Linked DNA regions of Homo sapiens: region 2 is linked to region 1. The links are chromatin loops, found by intact Hi-C in ENCODE. Cell type or tissue: CD14-positive monocyte. All regions are shown on one strand. Links, peaks and the distances in the headings refer to the core of each region. The heading gives the core; the rest is flanking DNA. Region 1 overlaps ATP8B1 (ATPase phospholipid transporting 8B1). Region 2 overlaps ATP8B1 (ATPase phospholipid transporting 8B1).

Region 1 (12,696 bases), core at 2,289-10,288:
ATCTCAAAACCTTGACATTTCAGAGATGAGCAGCTTTTTCATTCCCCTGGCTAAGGTTCAAAGGATTTCTTAGTCCAGCATTGCCATGGGCTCACAGCATTTCCTAGTAATATTATATTTCTTCTTATCCATAAAAGGCAGCCCCTTCCAGGACAAAGGATTTTTCATACAGATTGTCTCATGCAATTGTCATGGAATTATGCTGAGGCATGTCGCCAGGCAATGTCATTACCTTCTTACTAATGAAAAAACTGAGGTGGTTTCAAAGCTTGCCCAGGGTGATTTAGCTCCTAGCTATTCAGGCCCTTTCCACACATATCCCAGCTCTGTGCTCTCTGTGGTACAGTGAACGCATCGTAGATTCAGATTGGAATTCAAGCTCTGCCCAGGAAGCATCAGAGCCTGCTCTCCACTCCCAACATCACCTACTTCCCTCCCTTCCCCACACCTACTAACAACATCATTAGTCACAAGAAAACCCTAAGCAAAGGAAGAATTTGACAAGCAAAAAATATCAAACTTTGAGGTCTACAGGCAGATCTATCCTACACCAGTGAATTCTAAAATGTAAAATGCTTCCCAATGTATGCCGCTGAAGAGTGAAGTGAGAGCAATCATTATTTCCTAGACGGTTTTTGAGCTGGGCAACCTGGGAGTCACAGAGGTGAGCAAGAACTTGGGGTGGGTGGGAGAGAGATATTAAGGAACTAAAAAAACCTCAGAGGCAGGAAAATGCAATGGAAAGGCCCAGCACCGGCGCAGGTGGGAGATCTGGGGGAAAGAGCAGAGCTGGGGAAAGGTAGTTTTGGAGTCACCTCCAAAAGTAAGGCAGCTCATGCAGCCTTGAGAAGGCTTTATTCCAGGGAGTTAGAGGGCCCATGGAAGGTGTCTGCAAAGGAAAGAAATCTGATCTGCACAGCACTCATCTGACAGGGGGAAGGGTGACTGGGAAGGTGAGAGCCTGGGAGGGAGACTGTTCAAAAGTCACCCTGGAAACAGCATCTCCTTGTCACAGTTTCTTCACCTGGAACACCAAGTGGTTCTACCTTATTACCTCCACCATCACACTCAGCAACAACACTCAGTGCATGAATCTAGCCACAGCAAGAAGAAATACAGGCCTGGGCCGAACGCGGTGGCTCACACCTGTAATCCTAACATTTTGAGAGGCCAAGGTGGGCTGACTGCCTGAGGTCCGGAGTTTGAGACCAGCCTGGCCAAGACAGTGAAACCCCATCTCTACTAAAAATACAAAAATTAGCCAGGCATGGTGGTGTGTGCCTGTAGTCCCAGCTACTTGGGAGGCTGAGGCAGGAGAATCGCTTGAACCCGGGAGGTAGAGGTTGCAGTGAGCCAAGATGGCACCACTCCAGCCTGGGTGACAGAGTGAGACTGTCTCAAAAAAAAAAAAAAAAAAGAAAGAAATACAGGCCTGAACTAGGGTGGTGGCAGCCAGAAAAATGTGCTTAAAATGAAGGCAGGGTGGGGCTGCCATTCTTTTGTCTAGAAAATGAAGGAAAAAAAAAGTAAATAAAAGACTGGGGCTGGTTCCCATAGGATAAGAATGCTGTCATTTCCCCAGATGTTTATTTTGGAGACTCGGCCTCAATCCACAATGTACTTTTATAGTAAATAATGAAAGTTACCAGGAGAAAACCCTGGTTATTTTTACGTTCAAGCGTCATCCTTAGTTGTTAGGGACAATGGCCTCATTTTTACCCCATTACTATTGACTCTATAATTAGGCTTTAAAGTTATATTCATGTTTAAATAATACAAAGTCATAGGAGCTTTATAATTGACAGCTACCTGGAAGCAAACCCTTCAGGGTAAAATAAGTCTGTCAAGCTGAATTAATTTTAATGTTAGAAGAGTCACCAAGCTATTAATACAAAGACTGCACTCCCGAAAGACATACAAAACATCATAGCTTTCTGGAACAAAATATAAACTTTGAAACTTTTGATCTACAGAGAGACAACTTATATTCCCCATCCAGACTCACTAGGAATGGCTTATTTGAATGAAAAGGCAGTAGAAGAGGCAGATAAGTAAATAGAAATAATAAACACATAAAATGATACAATAAAAGATTACTCTTACTAGCAATCAAAGAATGACAAGTTGATGAAAACATAGACACCATTTTATGCCTATTCAGTTGACACTATTCAATGTTTTCAATGTCAGCAGTGGAGATGAATGAATCCTCACCCACCTTGCTGCTGGCCTTGAAATTAGTATATGTATTACTGATGGCCACGCTTTATGTACCCAAAACACTAAAGATATATTTGAAGCAATCACCTCATTTACAGAGCCTTTTCCAACAGGAATACTTCAATGAAAGGACTCTTACTGAAACAAATTTTTTTTTTTTTGAGACAGTGTCTTGCTCTGTCACCCAGGCTGTAGTGCAGTGGGGAGATCTCGGCTCACTGCAACCTCCGCCTCCCGGGCTCAAGCAATTCTCCTGCCTCAGCTTCCCAAGTAGCTGGGATTATAGGCATGCACCACCATGCTCGAGTAATTTTTGTATTTATAGTAAAGACAGGGTTTCACCATGTTGGCAAGGCTGGTCTTGAACTCCTGACCTCAGGCGATCTGCCTGCCTCAGCCTCCCAAAGTGCTGGGATTACAAGAGTGAGCCACTGCACCTGGCCACAAAATTTTTGATTGGCGTCATTAGTTATAAAAAGCAGGAATGGAAACCACATGAGTGTCCAACAAGATCTCATGGTTTTACAATTTTTTTTTTTTTTTTCTGACGCAGGGCCTTGCACTGTCATCCAGGCTGGAGTTAAGTGGCATGATCATGACTCACTGCAGCCTCAACCTCCTGGGCTTCAGTGATCCTCCCACCTCAGCCTCCCAAGTAGCTGGGACCACAGGCAAATGACACCACAACTGGCTAATATTTTGAGAAAATTTTTGTAAAGACGAGGTTTCACTACATTGCCCAGGCTGATCCCAAACTCCTGGCCTCAAGCAATCCTCCCACCTCAACCTCCCAAGGTGTTGGGATGATATGCATGAGCCACCACGCCTGACCTAAACATTTTTATGTTTTAGTATAGCTATTAAAAATAACAGCTATTTTTAATAACACTATCAGATGAAACGTAGGAAATGTTTTACAGTATTAACCGTGGGGGTGAGGCAGAAATCAGAATTGTGTTCTATAACTGCAGCTTTGTAAATAATATGATTGTTTTTAGAACTAACATTTGCACTGAAAGATACATAATTCTCTGTGTGTTTTTCCTTCCAAAATAATCTGCAATTAATAATAGCTATCCACTCCCTATATCCAAACACTGCTGAGCAATTGCTCATATACTGGGTACATTTCATGCAATTTTTACAGCACACACAAAAGGAAGGGCTTATCCTCATTTTGTGGGCTTGAAGAGGTTAGGTGGCATACTTCTCCAGGGTCACATATTGAGGTTTCAACCAGGTCTGTTTGTCCCCAAATCTCTTACGATTTGTCCTGGTGCTGTTCAAAGGGGGAGAAAAGTTGGATCAGGCCATTAGGATTATGCCCACTGATGCTTACTTTTTTTTTTTTTTTTTTTTTTTTGAGACAGAGTCTCACTCTGTCTCCCAGGCTGGAGTGCAGTGGTGTGATCTCTGCTCACTACAACCTCCGCCTCCCTGGTTCAGGCAATTCTCTCCTGCCTCAGCCTCCTGAGTAGCTGGAATTACAGGTCTATGTCACCAAGCCCAGCTAATTTTTGTATTTTTAGTAGAGACAGGGTTTTACCATATTGGCCAGCCTGGTCTCAAACTCCTGACCTCAAGTGTTGCACCTGCCTTGACCTCCCAAAGTGCTAGGATTGTAGGTGTGAGCCACCACTGTGCCCAGCCACTGATACTTTCTTAATATCATTCTGTCTCTTTGCAAATGATTACAAAAACAAAAATGGTAGCATGGAAGTGGGTTCATGGAATCCACTGTGCATGGTGCATGGAAGTGAGCTCAGAAGGGATGGTTTGCATGTCAAGGCAGAAGAGTTGAAACTTGCCACATTTTGTCCCTTGTATTATACCTTTCTGGTGTGTTAGTAAACAGAAGATTCCATCTCCCTCCTAAGGATGGTGAGCTGCATGAAATGTAGTCTGGGTCCACCATTTCCTCCAAGAGCCCTTGCTGATCCTCAGCAAAGATCCCCAACCATTACTTAGCACTAAGGACAATGGACCTTGAGTGCCTTGGAGAGGGGCCAGAGACAAAGATAGCTTGAAAAGTCAGTGGCCCAGGCCGGGCGTGGTGGCTCATACCTGTAATCCCAGCACTTTGGGAAGCCGAGGTGGGTGGATCACCTAAGGTCAGGAGTTCAAGACCAGCCTGGCCAACATGGTGAAACCCCATCTCTACTAAAAATACAAAAATTAGCCAGGCGTGGTGGCAGGCACCTGCAATCCCAGCTACTTGGGAGGCTAAGGCAGGAGAATTGCTTGAACCCGGGAGGTGGAGGTTGCAGTGAGCTGAGACCCCACCACTGCACTCCAGTCTGGGTGACAAGAGCAAAACTCTATCTCAAAAAAAAAAAAAAAAGAGAAAGAAAGAAAAGTCAGTGGCTCTCCTTAGTGATCTGTATCCAAAGCTGTGGCTTCAGCTGCAAATACAAACAGATGCTCTTAAAATTCCCACATGGCTCCTTTTCATTTGTAAATCTGTCTCAAATTTCCAAATATTTATATGTAAACATGTTCCAAAGCTTAAACAGACACTAAGGTGATTGGCACATTAAGTATGATTAGGGCACTTACTTGGTATCTTTTCTAGATACTATCATGGTTTCCTGAACATCTAAGACTGGTCGACAGAGCCTTACCTCTCATTCCATCTGAAGGTTAACACCTTTACAAATTCTGGGTCTGAGATATTTAATCACTGTCTCTTATGCTGTATTTCAAGTCAGCTTAGAGTACTCAACTTAGATTACAAACTCTTCCAAGGCAGCAGAGTTCATATCCTAAGTTTTGGACCAAGATTCTACTGCAAACATATGGTTAATATTTTATAGGTCCCTTGGAAATACTTGCATTTGGCTTGAAATATCTACAGAGCTTCCTACCAACAGTCAGCAATTCTATCTGTTCTGGCTTTCAGAGTTTGAACAGGTCAAATATAAGGAGTGTGTCCAAGCTTCTCCTACAAATCTGATCAGTTTAAGCACCCATGGTAAGACTTCTGATGTAAGGCTTCTGAAACTCCCCATGTTTTCCTAGGATGATGGTGGCGTGCGTTTACAGAGAGCTAACTATGTGTTCTATGCATCAGGCTCTCCACTATGTATTCGCATTAGCTTACTTTGTTTGAGGATCAAATTATTATCCCCATTCTACAAATAAAGAAACTGTAACTGAGAGGTTAAGTTCTTTGCCCAAGGACATATAAGGGGTAACCAGAATAAAATCCCTTGGAGACATGCTGCCACAAGCCAAGGAACTTCCAGAAACTAGGAGAGAATCCTGAAACAGATCCTTCCCCAGCACCCTCACAGGGAAGATGGCCGTGCAAAACCTTGATCTTGAACTTCTGGCTTCCAGATTTGTGAGACAATAAGCTTCTGTTCTTTAAGCTGCTCTGTGTGTGGTACCTTGTTACAGCAGCCCCAGCTAACTAATATATGGCTTGAATGTGTAGCTTTAACATCGGAGAGGGCCTTTCAAATTCCTTAATTCCAACAAACAGAGGACTCCACAGTCAGGTACTGCAAATTTGTTACTTAATGTCTTTAAATTCTGAATCCACCTTTGCCAAGACTATGTGCACAAAAGGAAAAACTGTGGTTACCTTTTGTAACAAGTTATATAAATAAGAACTAAATGACCATGTTTTCTTTTCTCTCTTCTAATTACCCAAAGGTTAACATGCTATTTTAAAGTTTAATTTAATTTAATTTTGCAGCTTACCCAGGTTTAACAGTTATTTGCAGAGAATAATCAGAAGGAACTGCAACTGGTGTTTAATGCAAATAAGGCCAGGCTGCTGAACTAGGGATGACTCATGCAGGCCTTGTGCAAACATCTAGTCTGATTTGCATTTAAGAGAAAAGGTACACCTATAGAAGTATCCAACATGTATTAAAACATCTTCAAAATGTTTTGGAGTTTTAAAGAAGTGCCCATTAAAGATGCTTTCTGCTCCACCTCTTAAAAAAAGCATGGCCCCAGGAAAAATGATAATGTATTCTAGAACTTTTTTCTGCTGTGATATTTTCTCCTCCCAATCAATGTTTGCTTCCCCTTTAAAATCTCTGTGTACTTTCATGGGTGCAGTAGCACATGGTGATGAGGGCTTGGGTTTGATTGAGCAATGCTCACCCCATCTCCAGCCCCTACCCCACAAAGGCAAGTAGTACAGAGAATATATATACTTATGATTCTGACATAAAATAAAATGTAAAGCCAATCAAAATGTTTGCATATTTTTTGCTTTTCCACATTCCCCTTCTCCATAGACCTAGACTTCAATCAACCTGCATCTCCTATAAAGAGAAAATGACTCTCTTGAATGCAACTGGACTCCAATGAAAACAATCCTCTTTAACTCTCTTGTTATCATAATACTATTTATAACTTTTACTCAATTAATGTTATTATAAGCTCTTATATATTCAACATGTTACCAACCTGAAAACTTACCCCCGAATTAACCTGATTTAGGTGAAGACACCCTATAGAACTCTGAGTTGAGTCAGGAAGATTGATCCATTATTTAGGAAACAGAGCTCACTGTCATTGTCCCCTGTAGGTCTAGGGAGGAAGCAGGCTCTGGCTGAATTGTCTAGAGGATTCTCTCCCTTCCAGCAACCAATCTCCTTCCCACCCCATCTCCACTCTTGTGAGCAAACCTTCAGCTGTCCATCAATAAATCATGCCAGGGATAAATTCCCAACAATAGCAAATCTAACTGGCCTCAACTTGCTATTTTAACACTTTGATCCTAACTTCCGAGAGCTCTTTTTAAAAAGAAAGGAAAAAAATGGAATTAGTGTAAGAATAGAGAGAAGAGCATTAAGGATAAACTAGGGGTTTAGTGCCGGGTGCAGTGGCTCACACCTGTAATCCCAGCACTTTGGGAGGCCAAGTTTGGTGGATCACTTGAGGTCAGGAATTTGAGACCAGCCTGGCCAACATCATGAATCCCCGTCTCTACCAAGAATATGAAAATTATCCAGGCATGGTGGCGTGAGCCTGTAATCCCAGCTACTCAGAAGGCTGAAGTACAAAAATCGCTTGAACCTGGGAGGTGGAGGTTGCAGTGAGCCGAGACTGTGCCACTGCACTTTAGCCTGGGCAACAGAGTGAGATTCCATCTCAAAAAAAGAAAAAGAATAAACTAGGGGTTTAAATAGTCCCTAAATCAGCAATCAGAAATAAATCAAGAGTACCTGCACACTGCACAACTCAAAGAAAATTACTGAAAAGCCTTTAAATGTCACATGGATTTGAACTTTACTATTAGATATCTGGAGCTAATTAAAATATTTTCAAAGCATGTTTTAAAAGTGCTCTGAATAGACTGTGCTCTGGATTTACATGATGCCATCCTTTCAAATATTTCGGAGTTGTGACATAGGCTCTTCTACAATATTCATCAATGAAAAACTGAGCTACACTCAAGAGCAAAAGCTGGTGTTTGGGCCACAAAACGGTCACCTCCAAGTGCTCCGCAGCTAGGCCTGCCTTATATATCAGTTCCTAGGCTCATTCTGGCTATTGCCCTACCCATCCTCAGAGTCCAACCTACTCTTTTCCTCCTTCATCTTAACAGACGTGTCTACAGTGAATTTGTGTCTTAGTTTTCCAAAGCTTAAACCTCAGGTACAGAAAACAATGTTGCACTAACCATGACAGCTAACTTTGTGCATGTTTGCATGTGTCACATGAGTATTTAAATATTATCAATGTTTGGCTGGGCACGGTGGCTCATGCCTGTAATCTGAACACTTTGGGAGGCCAAGGCGGGTGGATCGCTTGAGACCAGGACTTCGAGACCAGCCTGGCCAACATGGTGAAACTCTGTCTCTAGTAAAAATACAGAAAATTAGCCGGGCGTGGTGGCGCACACCTGCTATAATCCCAGCCACTTGGGATTCCGAGGCACAAGAATTGCTTGAGCCCAGGAGGCAGAGGTTGCAGTGAGGAGAGACTGTGCCACTGGACCCCAGCCTGGGTAACAGAGCAAGACTATCTCAAAAAATAAAATAGAATAAGAAAATAAATCTTATCAATGCTTGTTATGGCTTAAACATTAGTAATTTAGGCTATCAATAAGGAATGTTGGGCTAGGCTTGTGGCTCACACCTGTAACCCAGTACTTTGGGAGGCTGAGGCAGGAGGATCACATGAGCTCAGGAGACCAGGCTGGGCAGTATGGTGAAACCACAGCTGTACAAAATATATATATATATACTAAATTTAGCAGGGCATGGTGGTGTAGCTGTAGTCCCAGTTACTTGGGCAGCTGAGGGAGGAGTATCACTTGATCCTGAGAGGCAGAGGTTGCAGTAAGCCAAGATGCTGTCTTGAAAAAAAAAAAAAGGGAATTTATTTTGCTGTCTGGACCAAACACAAAATACAATTACACTCACCATACTCTGAAATCAGAATCAATGACTCTCAAGAAACAGCTTCCATAGGTCAAATGGGGATCTACAAGGCTTCCAGATTATCTTCAAAATCTGTTGATAGACATTTCTGTTGTGCTTCATTATAGAAATTACTAGATTTTCACATATGCGTTAGAACTTGGAGAGGCTCTATCTGCTCTGACTGTGCCCATTGCAGGCCCCACCCTAGCTCCAGCCACCTTCTGCTCCCTCACAAGTACACTCACAAGGGCAGCTAGGCAGCTTCATTCCTTTTCCAGGTCCTCAAATCCCGATGTAATGTCTTTATCATTTGTACTTTAACAACTTACTGCCTGAACCATTCTTTGCATTATGGCTTGTATTGTGGTTGTTTTTGTTTCTAACAGAGTAAAAATCCAAAGGTGCAGGCAAGGCATGGTGGCTCATGCCTATAATCCCAGCACTTTGGAGGGCCGAGGTGGGCAGATTGCTTGAGCTCAGGAGTTCAAGACCAGCCTGGGCAACATGGCGAAACCCTATCTCTACAAAAAAATACAAAAATTAGCTGGGAATTATGGTGCGTGCCTGTGGTCCCAGCTACTTGAGAGGCTGAGGTGGGAGGATCGTTTGAGCCCAGGAAGCAGAGGTTGCAGTGAGCCATGACTGCACCACGGCACTCCAGCCTGGGCAATAGAGTGAGACCCTGTCTCAAATAATAATAATAATAATGATAATAATAATAATAATAAATGATAATCTAAAGGTGCAAGATCATGGCCTATTCCTCTTATTTCTCAAGTGGGGCAGAATCAAGAAATGGTTAAGGGCTCCTGTCTGAGGTTAGACAGATAGGGGATGAAATCCCAGCTCTAAGGCCTGCTACCTGCAGAAGCTTGGGAAAAATATTCTTAGTAAGCTCCTACTTCTCCATTTATAACATGAAGATAATGGTTACCTTACAGGGTCCTTGTGAAGCTTAATCTTGATCCCATGTAAAGCCCTTAGTAGCATGCACAGTATGTGGCCCCAGATATCCACTGAGTGAGGCATTCCAGTGATTCATTTCATCAGAAATTCAGTAACACACACAGATATAATTCTTATATTTCCCCCTTCGATAAAGCTTAGTTTAGTTTATTATTAACCATCGTAAACCTGAAACATCAGGGAACTGAAGTTTTCAAGTGAAAAACAGAGTAGGAAAACAATAAAAACTTTTATAATTGCACTTCACAGCTTGCAAAAGCTTTTCAGATACCATTAACATACTTATCTCTAAAACATCATTGAAAAGTAGATTATTTTCATTTTATTCTCTGCAATAGCTCCATTGCCCAGAACAGCATGTAACACACAGTAGAACTTTCATAAAGAACTACCAAATGTAGAATCAAGCTCAGAGTTCAAGGCTGTATCCAGGTTCTCAGAAATGACAAGATGTAGAGGAACCAGAACCAGATCTTAGCATTTGAATCCAAATCCTGCATCCTTTCTCCTCAATCACACTGTCTCCGGCCCCCAGGGTAAGGTTCCACAGAACTGTAATTATTTAAGACATTCTATATTTTCTAGATGACAATAACTTCAAGATAAGAGAGTAGAGTGCTTAAAAAACCCCGATTAAAGAAAAAAAAGATCTCTCTTGTGTCAACAAGGGAAGAGAGAACCAGTAATATAACTACTTGGATACAGATTTTTGCTTTCCTCAAAGTATACTCAGCAAACCACCTTGATCATGGTATGAACAAGTGAAACAAACCACATTTCAAAACCAGGTTGAATGAAAAGATGCATTGGCTGAGCTTACTTGGAAATAATATGGAAAGAGAGGAAGTGGACAGATCTATAGATAAAAACAACATTGGCCTTGGCCATGAACAAGGGGGTTCATTTTACTATTTCTACATGTGTTTGAAATCTTTCTAAATTAAAACAAGGCAACAACAACACAACAAAAACTCTCCTTCACATAAACCAATGTATTAACATGAGGTCACCACTGTGTAAAGCACATGTGTACTAATCACCAACACAGGCTCTGAAGGGAACACATGCTTTATGCAGCCATTGGCTCCATCTTGAAAACTCAGATATTAAATAATCTTTTCATAGACAGTTAAGAGGAGATTATTTTAAAAAATGAAATACAGGCCGGGCACAGTGGCTCACGCCTGTAATCCCAGCGCTTTGGGAGGCTGAGGCGGGCAGATCACCTAAGGTCAGGAGTTCATGACCAGCCTGGTCAACATGGTGAAACCCCATCTCTACTAAAAATACAAAAATTAGCTGGGCTTGGTGGTGCACTTCTGTAGTCCCAGCTACTTGGGAGGCTGAGGCAGGAGAATTGCTTGAACCTGGGAGGCGGAGGTTGCAGTGAGCTGAGATCATGCCACTACATACCACCCTGGGCTACAGACAGAACAAGACTCTGTCTCAAAAAAAAAAAAAAAAAGAAAGAAAGAAAAGAAAAAAAAAAAGATACATCTGAATATTTAATAAAGTGAAAATGTTATAGAAAACTATAATGTTTTATGAGTCAGGGCCACTCCATTTGCATTGGACTTGAGGAGGCATATTTCTTCTTTGGTTAAACAGGAATATTTAGCATTTACTTGTTCTTTTTGTGCATTACAATTTTTTTCTTTTAAGAATCAGTTTCAGCCTGGCACAGGGGCTCATGCCTGTAATCCTAGCACTTTGGGAGCCTGAGGCAGGTGGATCATTTGAAGTCAAGAGTTCGAGACCAGTCTGGTCAACGTGGTAAAACCCCGTCTCTACTAAAAATACAAAACTTAGCCAGGCATGGTGGCACATGCCTGTAATCCCAGCTACTCAGGAGGCTGAGGCAGGAGAATTGCTTGAACCTGGGAGGCGGAGGTTGCAGTATGCCAAGATCACACCACTGCACTCCAGCTTGGGTGACAGAGTGAGACTCTGTCTAACAAAAAAATATATATATATATATATTATGAAGTAATATTGCTGTTCCTCAGTTTATCATCTGTAAAATGAGTAAAAACAATAGCAGCTGCCTTTTACAGCTGCTGTGAGGATAAAATGATTCAATATATGGAAAGCTCTGGAATAGGGCTTGACCCAAAGGAAGGCTCAGTAAATATTAGCTGTTGTTTTTCTTATGTGAGATAATTAAATACTAGGAGAAGAAACACATCACCAAATTGACACTTCAGGGACAGCTGAGAAGTTACTACAGCCCACGCCGGGGCTCAAATTTACTTTCGTGTGTTGAATCATTAATAGCAAGGGAAATACCTAACTCGTAACCTACTGTCTCAGGCCACAGGAAAATGTCACCCTAGTAGTGAGAGAGATATTAAATATTTTACTCTACCAGCTGCTCAGAGCAAAGCAGCCTGGGGTGTATCCATTACTGCCTTTTTCAGATCTCCTGAAAGATGTCACAAACCCCAAACTCTGGAATTTAGAATATAATATGAACAAGGCAACTTAGAGTTGGTATCTTTGCATAGTGAGTAAATGTGGAATTTTTCAGAATGATAAAGTGGTTTTGTTTATGGTGTTTGTTTTTTTAAGAAATAGAAATTGTCTTTACATCTGACACCTCTGCCACAATATCCAGTGTATATCTTGCCAATAAGAGACACATTACACCAGCCAGCCTAAAATAGTCTCAGGTTGTTTACCAACAATGTGTAATTGTGCATTGGAGAACCCGGGGCTGAAAGTATTCATATATTCATGTTACACTCCCATCAGATTTGCCTTATTAAATGGTTCTAATGCTAGCATCCTACATAAATGGCAAAATTCATGCATTATATAATAACATCAACATTTGGGAAGGGAAAGATTATAACAGACACTGAATCTCTTAATTTTTTCTCTACCAAGATAAAAAAAAAAAATCCTGGACATGTGCTTGCTTCGGCAGCACATATACTAAAATTGGAATGATATAGAGAAGATTAGCATGGCCTTTGCACAAGGATGACACACAAATTCATGAAGCATTCCATTTGTAAAAATTAAAAAAAAAATTAAAAGCCTTGATAAAATGTCCTGCGGATTTGACAGTTTCACATTGACGCTTAATCAAGTTAATTCTTGATTATTTGTGTGTTTACTG
Region 2 (12,609 bases), core at 89-8,088, 82 kb before region 1:
ACTTTGACTTAAAAAAAATTGTGACAAAAAAACAAAGTTTACCATCTTACCTATTTTTGTTTCTTTATTTTATTTTCATTATAATTTTTTTGAGAGAGGGTCTCACTCTGTCACCCAGGCTGGAGAGCAGTGGCATGATCATGGATCACTGCAGCCTTGACCTCCCAGCCTCAAGTGATTCTCCTGCCTCAGCCTCCTGAGTTGCTGGGACTATAGGCACACGCTATCACGCCTGGCTAATTTTTGTATTTTTTGTAGCAATAGGGTTTTGCCATATCCCGGGCTTTGACCATTTTTAAGTGTACAACTTAGTAGTGTTAACTATAGTCACATTGTTATCCAACCAATCTCTAGAACTTTTTCATCTTGCAAAACGGAAACTCTATACCTATTAAACAATAACACCTCACCTCACTCGCCCTCCAGTCCCTGGTAACTTCCAGTTAACTTTCTGTTTGAATGAATTTGAGCACTCTAGATACCTCATATATGTGAAATCAAACAGTATTTGTCTTTCTGTGACTGGTTTATTTCACTTAGCTTAATGTCTTCAAGGTTCATCTATATAATATATGTCATAATTTCCTTCCTTTTTAAAGTTGAATATATTCCATTATGTGGAAGCACCACATTCTGTTTATCCATTCACTCACTGATGGGCACCTGGGTTGCGTCCATCTCTTGGCTGCTGTGAACAGTGTTGCTGTGAACATGGGTGTGCATGTATCTCTTTGAGATCCTGCTTTCAATTATTTTGTGGATATACCCAGAAGTGGGATTGTTGCATCATATGGTAATCCTTTTTGAAATTTTTTGAAACATCACCATACTGTTTTGCATAGTGGCTGCACCATTTTATATATTTCATCAACAACACACAAAGGTTCCTTCAACAATGATTGTTATTTTCTATTGTGTTTTGTTTTTGATAGTAGCCATCCTAAAGGGTGTGAGGTGTTATCTTGCTTTGGTTTTGATTTATCTTCCCCTAATGATTAGTGATGATGAGCCTCCTTTCACATGTTTATCAGCCATTTGCATGTCCTCTTTGGAAAAATGTCTACTCAAAGTGCTTTGCCCATTTTTTTTTTTTTTTTTTTTTTTTGAGGCAGAGTCTCGCTCTGTCACCAGGCTGGAGTGCAGTGGTGTTATCTCAGCTCACTGCAACATCCACCTCCTAGGTTCAAGCTATTCTTCCACCTCAGCCTCCCAAGTAGCTGGGACTACAGACGGGCACCACCATGCCCAGCTAATTTTTGTATTTTTAGTAGAGACAGGGTTTCACCATGTTGGCCAGGATGGTCTCAATCTCTTGACTTCATGATCCACCCGCCTCAGCCCCCCACAGTGCTGGGATTACAGGCATGAGCCACCACGCCTGGCCAGCCCTTTTTTTTTTTTTTTTTTAACTGAGCGACATGTAATTTTACTATGTCTCGATTCATCCACCATGGGGGTACCATGTAATTCATCATTTTTCAAAGACAGTCAAAGGAAGATACAGTTGAAAATGTATACACAGCAACAGAAGAAAGGCAATCTTAGGCCAGGCACTGTGGCTCACACCTGTAATCCCAGCACTTTGGGAGGCTGAGACGGGCAGATCAGTCGAGGTCAGGAGTTCGCAGCCAGACTGGCCAACATAGTGAAACTCTGTCTCTACTAAAAATACAAAAATTACCCAGGCGTGGTGGCGGTGCCTGTAATCCCAGTTACTTGGGAGGCTGAGGCATGAGGATCACTTGAACCCAGGAGGCGGAGGTTGCAATGAGCCAAGATTGCACCACTGCACTCCAGCCTGGGTGACAGAGTCTTTCTAAGAAAAAAAAAAAAAAAAAAAAGGAAAGGCAATCTTGATCTGAATTAGAATACTGGCTATTGTTTGTTAGGAATAAACTTATTTTCATATAAACAAAACTATATCTGTGTTTGAGAAATTCTCAGTGCTTTATATCAACAAATTAAATGTTTGTGTTAAAATGATATATGTGACAAGGCTACGTGTAACACTTTCATGTGATAGAAAAATGAGTCATGAAATTTTGGAGTGGAAGGGACCTTAAATATCTTGTCCAATCTCTTCATGTTACAAATAAGGAAATCAAGCCAGAGGAAGGTGATGTGATTTGCCTGCTGCAGGTTGATAGGAAAACTAGAATGAGGACTCAGTTATCTTGTAACTTCTGGCTCAGGACTCTTACTATTACATACAAAAAGCCATTGTTCTTCTCCTTCCAAAGAAGGCTTCTCAGCCTTTGCACTCTTGATGTCTTGGGCCTAATAATCCTTTATTTTGTGTGGCCATCCCTTGCACTGGAGGATGTTTAGCAACATCCCTGGCCTCTACCCACTAGAAGCCAGGAGCACTTCTCTGCAGCTGAAACAAGCAAGTGTCTCTGGACAGTGCCAAAGGGTCCCTGGAAGGCAAACTCACTCCCCACGGAGAATCACTGCACTAGAGGATTAAGTATCTAGTATCCCTTTTCCACATCAATTTAATTCTCATTTTCAAGTTAAAAGTGAGTGACTAAGACAAATCATTGAAAGGCCGTAAGAGAAAAAAAATGAAGATACCTTCTATTCAAATCATTTTATAGGAATCATCAATTTAAGAGCCACCTGGGAAGATGATTCCTCTCTCTATAAAGGTAAACTCAGCTAAGGGCATGGTCACAACATTTGCTACTTGCATACATTTTATCTTTTACTTTAGCTTCGGGACCAATTTTTAAGACTTTCAAAAGAGAGACCAGAAATTTTTTTACAGCCCCATCTACAAAAAATAAACAAAGCCATATAGTAATTAATCAGATTACTTGAAGCCCAAAACTACTAAAGTAAACTCATTAAGCATTAAGCATTTATTTGTCTGTTGCTACTTTTTTTTTTTGAGACGGAGTCTTGCTCTGTCACCCAGGCAGGAGTGTAGTGGCACTATCTTGGCTCACTGCAACCTCTGCCTCCCAGGTTCAAGCAATTCTCCTGCCTCAGTCTCCCGAGTAGCTGGGATTCCAGGCACATGCCACCATGCCTGGCTAATTTTTGTATTTTTAGTAGAGACGGGGTTTCATCATATCAGTCAGGCTGTTCTCAAAATCCTGACCTCGTGATCCACCCGCCTCGGCCTCCCAATGTGCTGGTATTACAAGCATGAGCCACCGTGCCCAGCCTGTTGCTACTTTTTTAAAACCTAAAAGCACAAAGGGGCATGGCTTATGTACCTCTATTTGGGCACATAAACTAAATCAGTTCTAAATGGAACTGATTTAGATCATAAGGCTACTGATTTTGTCTAATTTGACGGAATACCTAATATACTAGAACAACTAGAAAATGCTTTATCACCATCATTAGAAATAAGACTAATATTGACCATCAATTCCCTCATCACTTTATCACACCTGGCAAATGTGTATGTTAACAGTTTAATCTGACCTCATGCTGGCCTGAGAGAAGCTCTGTAGGGAAAAATCTTGAGGAACTGTCAGGCCATCAGTAAACACATCACAGTAACTGTGTGCAGCATATTTATAGCTTCAGAACAAGACAGGGCTTTTTCATCATACATTTCCAGGTCTGCTGCGACTCTGATTCAAAGCTAACAAACGTTTCAGCATATGCTAACATTTGAATTATCAGGCCTGCCCCACCTAGACTAGATTACAGGGGACCTACATGATGTAACCCACCCACACATTTCCTTCCCGCAAAAGTTTTGGGTTTTTTTTTTCCTTTCTTCTATTTCCCTTTCAAAAGTAAAAGTTCCTAGAAAAAGCAAAATAGGACTATAATTCATATTAATTTGCTAGCGATATTACAGGCTTTTTACGGAATTTTTAGTAGGTGAACCGAGTTTTTTTTTTTTTTTTAATGAGACAGAGTTTCACTCTTGTCACCTAGGCTGGAGTACAGTGGCGTGATCTTGGCTCACTGCAACCTCTGCCTCCTGGGTTCAAGTGATTCTCCTGCCTCAGCCTCCCGAGTAGCTGAGATAACAGGCACCGGGCACCACACCCAGCTAATTTTTGTAGTTTTAGTAGAGACGGGGTTTCACCATGTTGGCCAGGCTGCTCTAGAACTCCTGACTTCAGGTGATCCACCCGCCTCGGCCTCCCAAAGGGCTGGGATTACAGGCATGAGCCACTGCGCCTGGCCTGAGCTGAGAAGGAATGGAGAAAAATGGCCTCTGAAGGGCCCCAAGTTTCCCTAAAAGTAAAATCTGCTCAAATTTAGGCTGCACCTTGATTACTTGGAACTGCCTGTTGTTGTCTTGCCTCATTTAAACATGAGGAAACTGCCCCAAGTGACACATCGTAACCCCTATTTCTTCATATCTGCTATCTTCTACAGACAGTCTTGCATTTGCAAAGATGAGCTATTACGTAATTTCATACTGCAGGCTTTTACTCACTTAATATCCTCCCCATAGCAGATGGTGGTGTCTTCAGTCAGAAGTTCACAAGCAAATCCTATATTTTCAGCAGTTTCTACAATAGAATAAAATTAAGTCAAATGTCATTCCTGCTGTTTTTATTTTATTTTATTTTGTTTTTTGAGACAGCATCTCACTCCCACTGCCTAGGCTGGAGTGCAGTGGCACAATCTCTGCTCACTACAGCCTCAACCTCCAGGATTCAAGTGATCTGCCCATCTCAGCACCACCCGCAGCCCCCAAGTAGCTGGGACTACGCAACTCGCTGCCAAGCCACCAAACAATTTGTGTTTTTTCTAGAGATGGGGTTTTGTCATGTTTGCCAGGCTCATTCTTACTGTTGAACTGAATAATTGATTTTACCTAGTAATGATATTTTTTAGTTCATGAACATAACCAGATTCACACAAACACACTATTTTTCTATAGCAATCTGTAGGAATCACATGCAGAAGAAAAATCCTTTTCTCCATAATAAAACAAGTGAAAGTCAAAGTCTAATTTGAAATGTTTTCAATAATAAAATGTGCTATATTATCAAACATATAAACTGGTTATTTAGTAAACCAATGTTCATTAAATTACTAAACACTCTCAGTTCCTGGTTCAATTACTCTGTTATTGGCGGGGGGCGGGGGCAGAGGGAAGCATAATAATTTCCACCAACCCTTACGTGAAGATTTTTTTTCCTTTTAAATTACCACCCAATTTGGCATTTATTTAAGGTCAGGGCTGTGCTTCCCATAACTTTGCAGAGTGTGTAACCCGTTGACGATTTCAGCGCAAGAGACATTATTTGATTTCTTGTGGAAGGCTTACAAAGTAAAGTATCAATACCAAACAAGTGCTTGTTGAGTTCTAAAGTTAAAAAATTAAAATCGTTCTTTCCTTAGGTATACAATTTTATTGCCAAGCAATAAAATTGGCAAGAAAACCAAAGTTATTGTTCAGTACTTTGTATTGTTCTACTCTGTGCCCACCAAATGTCAAAGCACTGGAAGGACAGAGGGACAAGAGGGATGGCCCTTTCAGGACGGGAACCCACGTCTGGCTGGAGAGATAAGACCAATTATAATCAGCAAGACATGGCCAGGAGCTAAATTATAAGGAAGAAACTGCTACTGAGGGGGATCAGGAAAGGATGCAGAAGAATGTGCTGGAAAAACAGAGGAGGGTTTCTCAGAAAAAGCATCTTCCGTCCAAAGAAACAGTGTTTGTACAGGATGAAAAGTCTGAGGAGGTCATCTTGGGCAAAGGAAACGGCAGCTATAAATATTTGTGAATTAACAGATATGCTTCCCTGCACAATGAATTACCCTTTTTGTCTCCAGTAAGCACCCAGATCTTAATGTCAGCTTTTGCAAGTTTTGAAATGGTTTCTGGAACTCCATCCTGTAGCTTGTCTTCAATAGCTGTAGCTCCCAGGAGCTAGAATGTATATTAAAAAAAAAAAAAAAAGGAATTAGCAAACAAACCAAAAGTTTTCTGTAATTACAGGTTGCCAACCTGTAAAAAGAAGGGCTAATTATACATCCTGGTTGCTGCTCTCCTGGGGCCAATGGCCAGTGTTAACAGGGAAGGCTGCCATGTTTCACAATTACTGCAAACCAACACACCTAAAAACTTTTTCCCTAAAGGATGAACTATTTAATTTACCAAGACAAAAATGCAAGTACAAAATCAAGGATGTTAAAAATACACTTTTCTTGTGTATTTGTGGCTTTATACTGACATAAACCGTAAACCAGTTGCAATACTAGCTATTTGTTGAATATTTTCCACTTATCTAAACCCTACAAAAACTATGTATTAAATTTGGAAAACTTTTAGAAACAATATATTTTTCTTATTTCAAGATTTTGCAGAATATGAATTGTTTCGGTAATTCCCCCAATGTAATAAGTATTAGATGCAGGTTTGTTATTGTTTAAAAATTATAATAAATTTTAATAAGTGATATACAAATTATGGAATTAAATTAGAACTTCTCCTAATGTATTTTGTCTTTTGGTTTCTCATAATGGCAACTTCTGTTCTGCTCCTATTTTGGTGAATAAAAGAAATAACCTTCTTCCATTGTGCCAGTGTCAAATGCTGAAGTTACAATTATCTCTTAAGCATGAGATCAAATATTCAATAAAACTTAATAAAAATTTCAATTCTGCTTAGAATATCAAAGAAAAAGTTATTAAGGCTAAAACTCACAATTAAGTCTTTTTCAATCTCCTCATATACTTTATCCAGAGCTTCGTCCCGGTTGGTGGAGGCCACACTGGCAGCCATAAACTTTTTATTCCATTCTGTAAATTCTTTTTCTTCAATTTCCTTGTAGCAAAGGCATAGGGTTCTAAGAGTTTCATTTGCAAAGATCTGTTTTATTTAAAAAAATAAATCCACCAATGCAAAGAATAGTTAATTTATGTAATTCAGGATCAAGTCTGAAATTTTACTTTGAAGTAATATACTAACAGAATTTAAAAAGAGATCATTAAACATGACAGATTCTGTACAAATACACTTTAGAGAGGGGATTAAATGTCACTTTTTTTTTTTTTGAGACAAGGTCTGGCTTTATCATCCAGGCTGGGATGCAGTGATGCAATCCCGGCTCACTGCAACCTCTGCCTTCCAGGCTGAAGCCATCCTCTCACCTCAGCCTCCCAAGTAGCTGGGACTACAGGTGTGCACCACCACGCCTGGTAATTTTTGTACTTTTTTTTGTAGAGATGGGGTTTCATCATGCTGGTCTTGAACTCACGAGCTCATGTGATCTGCCCAACTCAGCCTCCCAGCGTGCTGGGATTACAGGCATGAGCCACTGCACCCAGCCTAAACATCACTTTATAATAGACTTTGCTTTTCTAAACTTCTATAGGGTCCAGGACTGCACTTCCAGTTTCCAAAGGGAAAAGCTTACCTTTCTTCTAAATCTTCTATTACCTTTCTCATTTTCTCATTTTCTCTTTTTCTCTTCATGACTAGGAAAATATCAGACCAAGGGAGCTGCCTTGGGGTGTAATGACATAAGCACGAACCTGACAACTTTATAACTTGTTCCAACAAACTGTGATACAAGTCCAATCACCTATGAACTCTCCACTAAGCATTATTCCCTCAAACCAATTCTAAAATACACAAGCCATTGTTAAAGCTGAGGTCAAAGCTTTTAATGGAAAAGAGTATCTGGCAATTTTCCCATGATGAACGATTCAAACATTTTCTTTTTTTTTCTTTTTCTTTTTCTTTTTTTTTTTTTTGAGATGAAGTCTCACTCTATCGCCCAGGCTTGAGTGCAGTGGTGCGATCTCGGTTCACTGCAACCTCTGCCTCCCTGGTTCACGCCATTCTCCTGCCTCAGCCTCCTGAGTAGCTGGGATTACAGGCGGGTGCCACTGCATCTGGCTAATCTTTGTATTTTTGGTAGAGACGGGGTTTCACCATGTTGGCCAGGATGGTCTCGATCTGTTAACCTCGTGATCTGCCACCTCACCCTCCCAAAGTACTGGGATTACAGGCGTGAGCTACTGCACCCAGCCTGATTTAAACATTTTAAACAGTTTCAACATGAACCAGTAAACATCTCATTACTTTATAGTCACATCTTTTTTATTTTGACCAAGTTTTGCTCTTGTCGCCCAGGCTGGAGTGCAATGGTACGATCTCGGCTCACTCTACCCCCTCCCTCTGGGGTTCAAGCGATTCTCCTGCCTCAGCTTCCCAAGTAGCTGGGATTACAGGTGCCCACCACCACACCCAGTTAATTTTTTTGTATTTTTAGTGGAGACGGGGTTTCACCACGTTGGCCAGGCTGGTCTTGAACTCCTGACCTCAGGTGATACACCCGCCTTGGCCTCCCAAAGTGCTGGGACTACAGGCATGAGACACCAAATACTCAATCAGTTGAACCGCTTCTGCCATCTTGGCTAGACAAGATGTGACCTATAGTCAGCTCTGTCATCCTGTCACATATGAATGCTTTCCTTCCTTTGCACTACAACTTGAAGTTAGTGGAGGTCTTGGGGACCACACACATAGTAAGACTACAACCTAGTATGGTTATGTAGCTTGCTCAAGGCCACTGGAAGAGAGCTAAGCCATTCCCCTGCCTCAGTCCTATAGACCTTGAAGACCCACATGCTGGGAGAGGGCACCATGGTGATATCCCAGGAAGTCAGTGGCAGGGGCAGAACTGGGACCCAGGTGGCTGTATTCCTACTTTACTGCTCTTTCCACCCCAACTATTGCAAAGCAAAGGGAGGGTCAGCAGTTAACATACAGCTTTCATGCAAACTTAACAGACAGCATCAGAGAGTAAGTTCAGAATCCCTTGCAGAAAGAATAAAAGTGAAACTTACATCCAGGGCATCCTGTGTTTCTTGCTTAGTAGGATTCATTCGATGTAACCGTTCATAAATAACAGTGTCAGCACCTTTACAGTAAAGCTTGATATTGCCTTCTGGGGTTCTTACTGGTAGTAAAAGAAGGAAATAAACACAACAAAGTTTGATTTTTTATATATATATTTTTTGAGACAGGGTCTTGCTCTGTTGTCCAGGCTGGAGTGCAGCAGTTCAGTATCGGCTCACTGTAGCCTCGACCCCCCAGGCTCAAGCAATCCTCCCATCTCAGCCTCCCGAGTAGCTGGGACTACAGGTGCATGCCACCATGCCTGGCTAATTTTTATTTTTATAGACATTGGAGGTCTCACTATGTTACCCAGGCTGGTCTTGAACTCCTGGGCTCAAGCAATCCTCCTGCCTCAGCCTCCCAAAATGCTGGGATTACAGATGTGAGTTACCACACCCAGCTAAGTTTGATTTTTTAATAGAAAACTACATTTATAAAGTTAATTTGAAATGTTACTATCTCATAATTCACTGTTAGCTTAAAACCATCAGTTCCTCTAGAAAAGTGTTGCCTTCAACAAAACTGGTAAGTCATTATCTACATTGAATGTAATAGTGAAATAAATATAAAAAGATTCCTTCACAGTCAGCTCTGTTTTTTATAACCTCAGTTATTCTTCCAACAAATATTTACTGACTCCCTACCATGTGCTATGCCATGTTCTAGTTACTTTCTTTTGTAGACTTTTTCTCCATCCAACCAACAGGTAGTTTCTCACCTATGAACTCACAACACTTACTGCTTTTAATACTTCGACCACAACACCACTCCTAATGACCATTTTTTTTGGGTTTTTTGATTAATGCAATAATTGTAATACATCCCTCACTGTTAACCAGATTTTAAATCAAGGTAGATGGCAAGCATGATAATCAGTCTAGATCTGTGTAAGGGACACAGAAAGCGTTCAGTAAGTGTGCCTAAGGAGGGTGTAATAGTTAAACCTGTATATTTTTATTGGTTAAAAATTCAATCATAGTGGAGAAGGCTTGTAGATACCACCTTAACCAAGTGATCAAAGTTAACATCCCCATTAATGAGACAAACCAATAATATATACCTTCTGGCTAGGCAGGGTGGCTCACGCCTGTAATCCCAGCACTCTGGGAGGCCAAGGCGGGCCAGTCACCTGAGGTCGGCAGTTGGAGACCAGCCTGACCAACATGGAGAAACCTTGTTTCTACTAAAAATACAAAATTAACCAGGCATGGTGGCACATGCCTGTAATCCCAGCTACTCAGAAGGCTGAGGCAGGAGAATCACTTGAACCAGGGAGGTAGAGGTTGCAGTGAGCCGAGATAGCACCATTGCACTTCAGCCTGGGCAGCAAGAGTGAAACTCTGTCTCAAAAAAAAAAAAAAAAAAAGTATATATATATATATATATATATATATATATATATATATATATATAACATGTATATACACATATATACATACATATATCTACATATATACACACATATATAAATACATGTATATATAAATATACATATATAAATATATGTATATATATATAAATATAAATGTGTGTGTGTGTATACACCTTCTGATGTGATACTTAAAGAAAAGCACAGCATCACTTACGGACTCTTCCTGCCAACAATGTGTAACCTAGCTCTAATCATGAGGGAACATCAGACAAACGCAAATGGAGGGATAGCCTATAAAATAACCAGCCTGTGCTTTTTAAAAATATCAATGGATGAAAGATCAAAAAGAGATTGAACCGTCCTTGACTCAGAGTCATGATCACCTAATATAACCTGTGATCTTAGATTGGATCCTGGACCAGAAAAACAAAGAATGAACCTCCCTGGTAAAATCTGATAAAGTCTATTGATTAGATAATATTGTACTGTGTTAAATTTTCTGGTTCTGAACATTGCACTGTATATATAAGTGAGTGCTTCTGTTCTTAGGAAATACCTACTATGGTATATAGTACAGTATTTAGGGGAAAGGGACATTAGGCCTGCAATTTATTCTCTTTTTTATATTTTTATTTTCTTTTTTTATCATGTAATCTTGCTCCTTCTAACGCAATTTACTCTCAAATGGTTCAGAAAACAATAACCTGTATGTATGTGTGTGTACATATATATGTGTGTATATATATAGGTATATATAATGAAATTACATATATATAATTAGATATATATTAGATCTATATATAGAGATATGTAAATGAAATTTCATTATGTTAACAATTGGTGGATATGGAAGAGTATGAGGGCTCTTTAAACCATTCTTGTAACTTTTCTATAAGTTTGAGATTATTTCAAATTACGAATTTAAAGCAGTTCAGTGGTAGGAAGTGATTTTCATCTTCACTTGGTGGTCTGTTATGTGCCTGCATTGCAGATATGATTTTGATTCATAAGCATAGCTTTGCTTTTCTCAGAAATCTTTTCCTGCTGAGTCCTCCCTTCCCTGCCATCAAGTACAGAAGAGAGCACTCAGAGGTGCTCAAAAAATAAAAGAGCATGTGTTGTTTAAAATAAAAGACTGCTACAAATGTCTACCTGCTGCTTCAGAAATGTTCCACCTGCTGCCCCAGATTCAGCATCTGGCAGCCCACGTGGTTAAAGAATGTCAGCAGCTGTAATCCCAGCTACTCAGGAGGCTGAGGCAGGAGACTCGCTTGAACCTGGGAGGCGGAGGTTGCAGTGACCTGAGATCGCACCACTGCACTCCTGGGTGACGGAGCAAGACTCCATCTCAAAAAAAAAAAAAAAAAGAAAAGAAAAGAAAAAAAAGAGAGGGATTAAAAAAGAACGTCAGCAGCATTTGCAAGATTCAGAGATACTGTGGCTACCCCTTTGAGTAGGGAACACAGTGAAGAATGAAGAAAACAATACCAGTTTCTTTTTTTTTTTTTTTTGAGACGGAGTCTTGCTTTATCGCCCAGGCTGGAATGCAGTGGCGCGATGTCGGCTCACTGCAAGCTCTGCCTCCCGGGTTCACGCCATTCTCCTGTCTCAGCCTCCCGAGTGGCTGGGACTACAGGTGCCAGCCACCACGCCCGGCTAATTTTTTTTGTATTTTTAGTAGAGACGGGGTTTCACCGTGTTAGCCAGGATGGTCTCGATCTCCTGACCTCGTGATCCACCCGCCTCGGCCTCCCAAAGTGCTGGGATTACAGGCGTGAGCCACCACGCCCAGCCAACAATACCAGTTTCAGTAAAGCTGCAGAAATCTCCCAGGAGCCAAGTAGCTCTTTCACTGGCTGCTTTATCCTGATGCCACTCAATACAATGGGCACAAGCAACATCTAAATGAGCGATTCATAGACAGACTCTGAGGGGGACTTACCAATGATAGACATTCGCTTCCGGTCACTGTTGAAGTCCAAAATGGCAAGAACATTGTAAGTCCTTTCAGTGCCCAGTTCACTGATGGTGATGGTGTTCTGGGTCCTGGCGAGGAAGGCAAAGCCAAAGTTCCTGGCAGCGTTTACCAGGGCACCTTCATCGGGAGAGGCTGCCTGGTAGTTGAGCTGACCTAACAAGGAAGCGAGAGAAATCCCAGAAAAGCTGTAAAAACAAATGCAGAGCTCATTGTTGAGGCCTCTGCTGAGGCTCCTGTGGGGGTCAGATGGGCTGCAAAGCCCAAAACATCCCCAGGAAAACGAGTCATTGACTTGGAAGGGTTATGCCAAGATTAAAACTTCTTTGTTTTATCTTGACTTATAAACAGTAATATAAACTAAAAAAGAAACATTGGTGGAGAATGAGGGAAAATTCCCATAATCCCACCATCCACAGGAGA

What was found. Hi-C counts contacts between places; a loop is a spot of excess contacts. Peaks named below come from ENCODE experiments on the same cell type or tissue, not always from the same donor. Only the 100,000 strongest peaks of a DNase experiment are listed, where the experiment ranks them.
Region 2: a loop joins it to region 1, with 1.8 times the contacts of the local background. A loop is called at or near these places in 3 of 110 quality-filtered maps.

What each region holds. Positions count from the first base shown.
Region 1 is chr18:57,742,909-57,755,604 of GRCh38, forward strand. The region is part of intron 1 of ATP8B1 (ATPase phospholipid transporting 8B1); the gene reads right to left. It also overlaps the pseudogene RNU6-742P. Among named protein-coding and RNA genes, the nearest start is that of ATP8B1, 54 kb to the right of the region's middle. In CD14-positive monocyte, for the core only: no CTCF peak of the experiment used is centred there; DNase peaks (open chromatin) are centred at 6,013 and 6,303; H3K4me3 peaks cover 1,369 bases; H3K27ac peaks cover 2,724 bases.
Region 2 is chr18:57,662,681-57,675,289 of GRCh38, forward strand. ATP8B1 (ATPase phospholipid transporting 8B1) reads right to left here. Exons shown (of 28, transcript NM_001374385.1): 16 at 12,154-12,342; 17 at 8,788-8,900; 18 at 6,638-6,802; 19 at 5,749-5,860; 20 at 4,412-4,487. It overlaps ATP8B1-AS1 (ATP8B1 antisense RNA 1), which reads left to right. Exons shown (of 3, transcript NR_164148.1): 3 at 5,326-6,603. Among named protein-coding and RNA genes, the nearest start is that of ATP8B1-AS1, 39 kb to the left of the region's middle. In CD14-positive monocyte, for the core only: no CTCF peak of the experiment used is centred there; DNase peaks (open chromatin) are centred at 2,061, 3,131, 3,641 and 4,321; H3K4me3 peaks cover 2,090 bases; H3K27ac peaks cover 4,696 bases.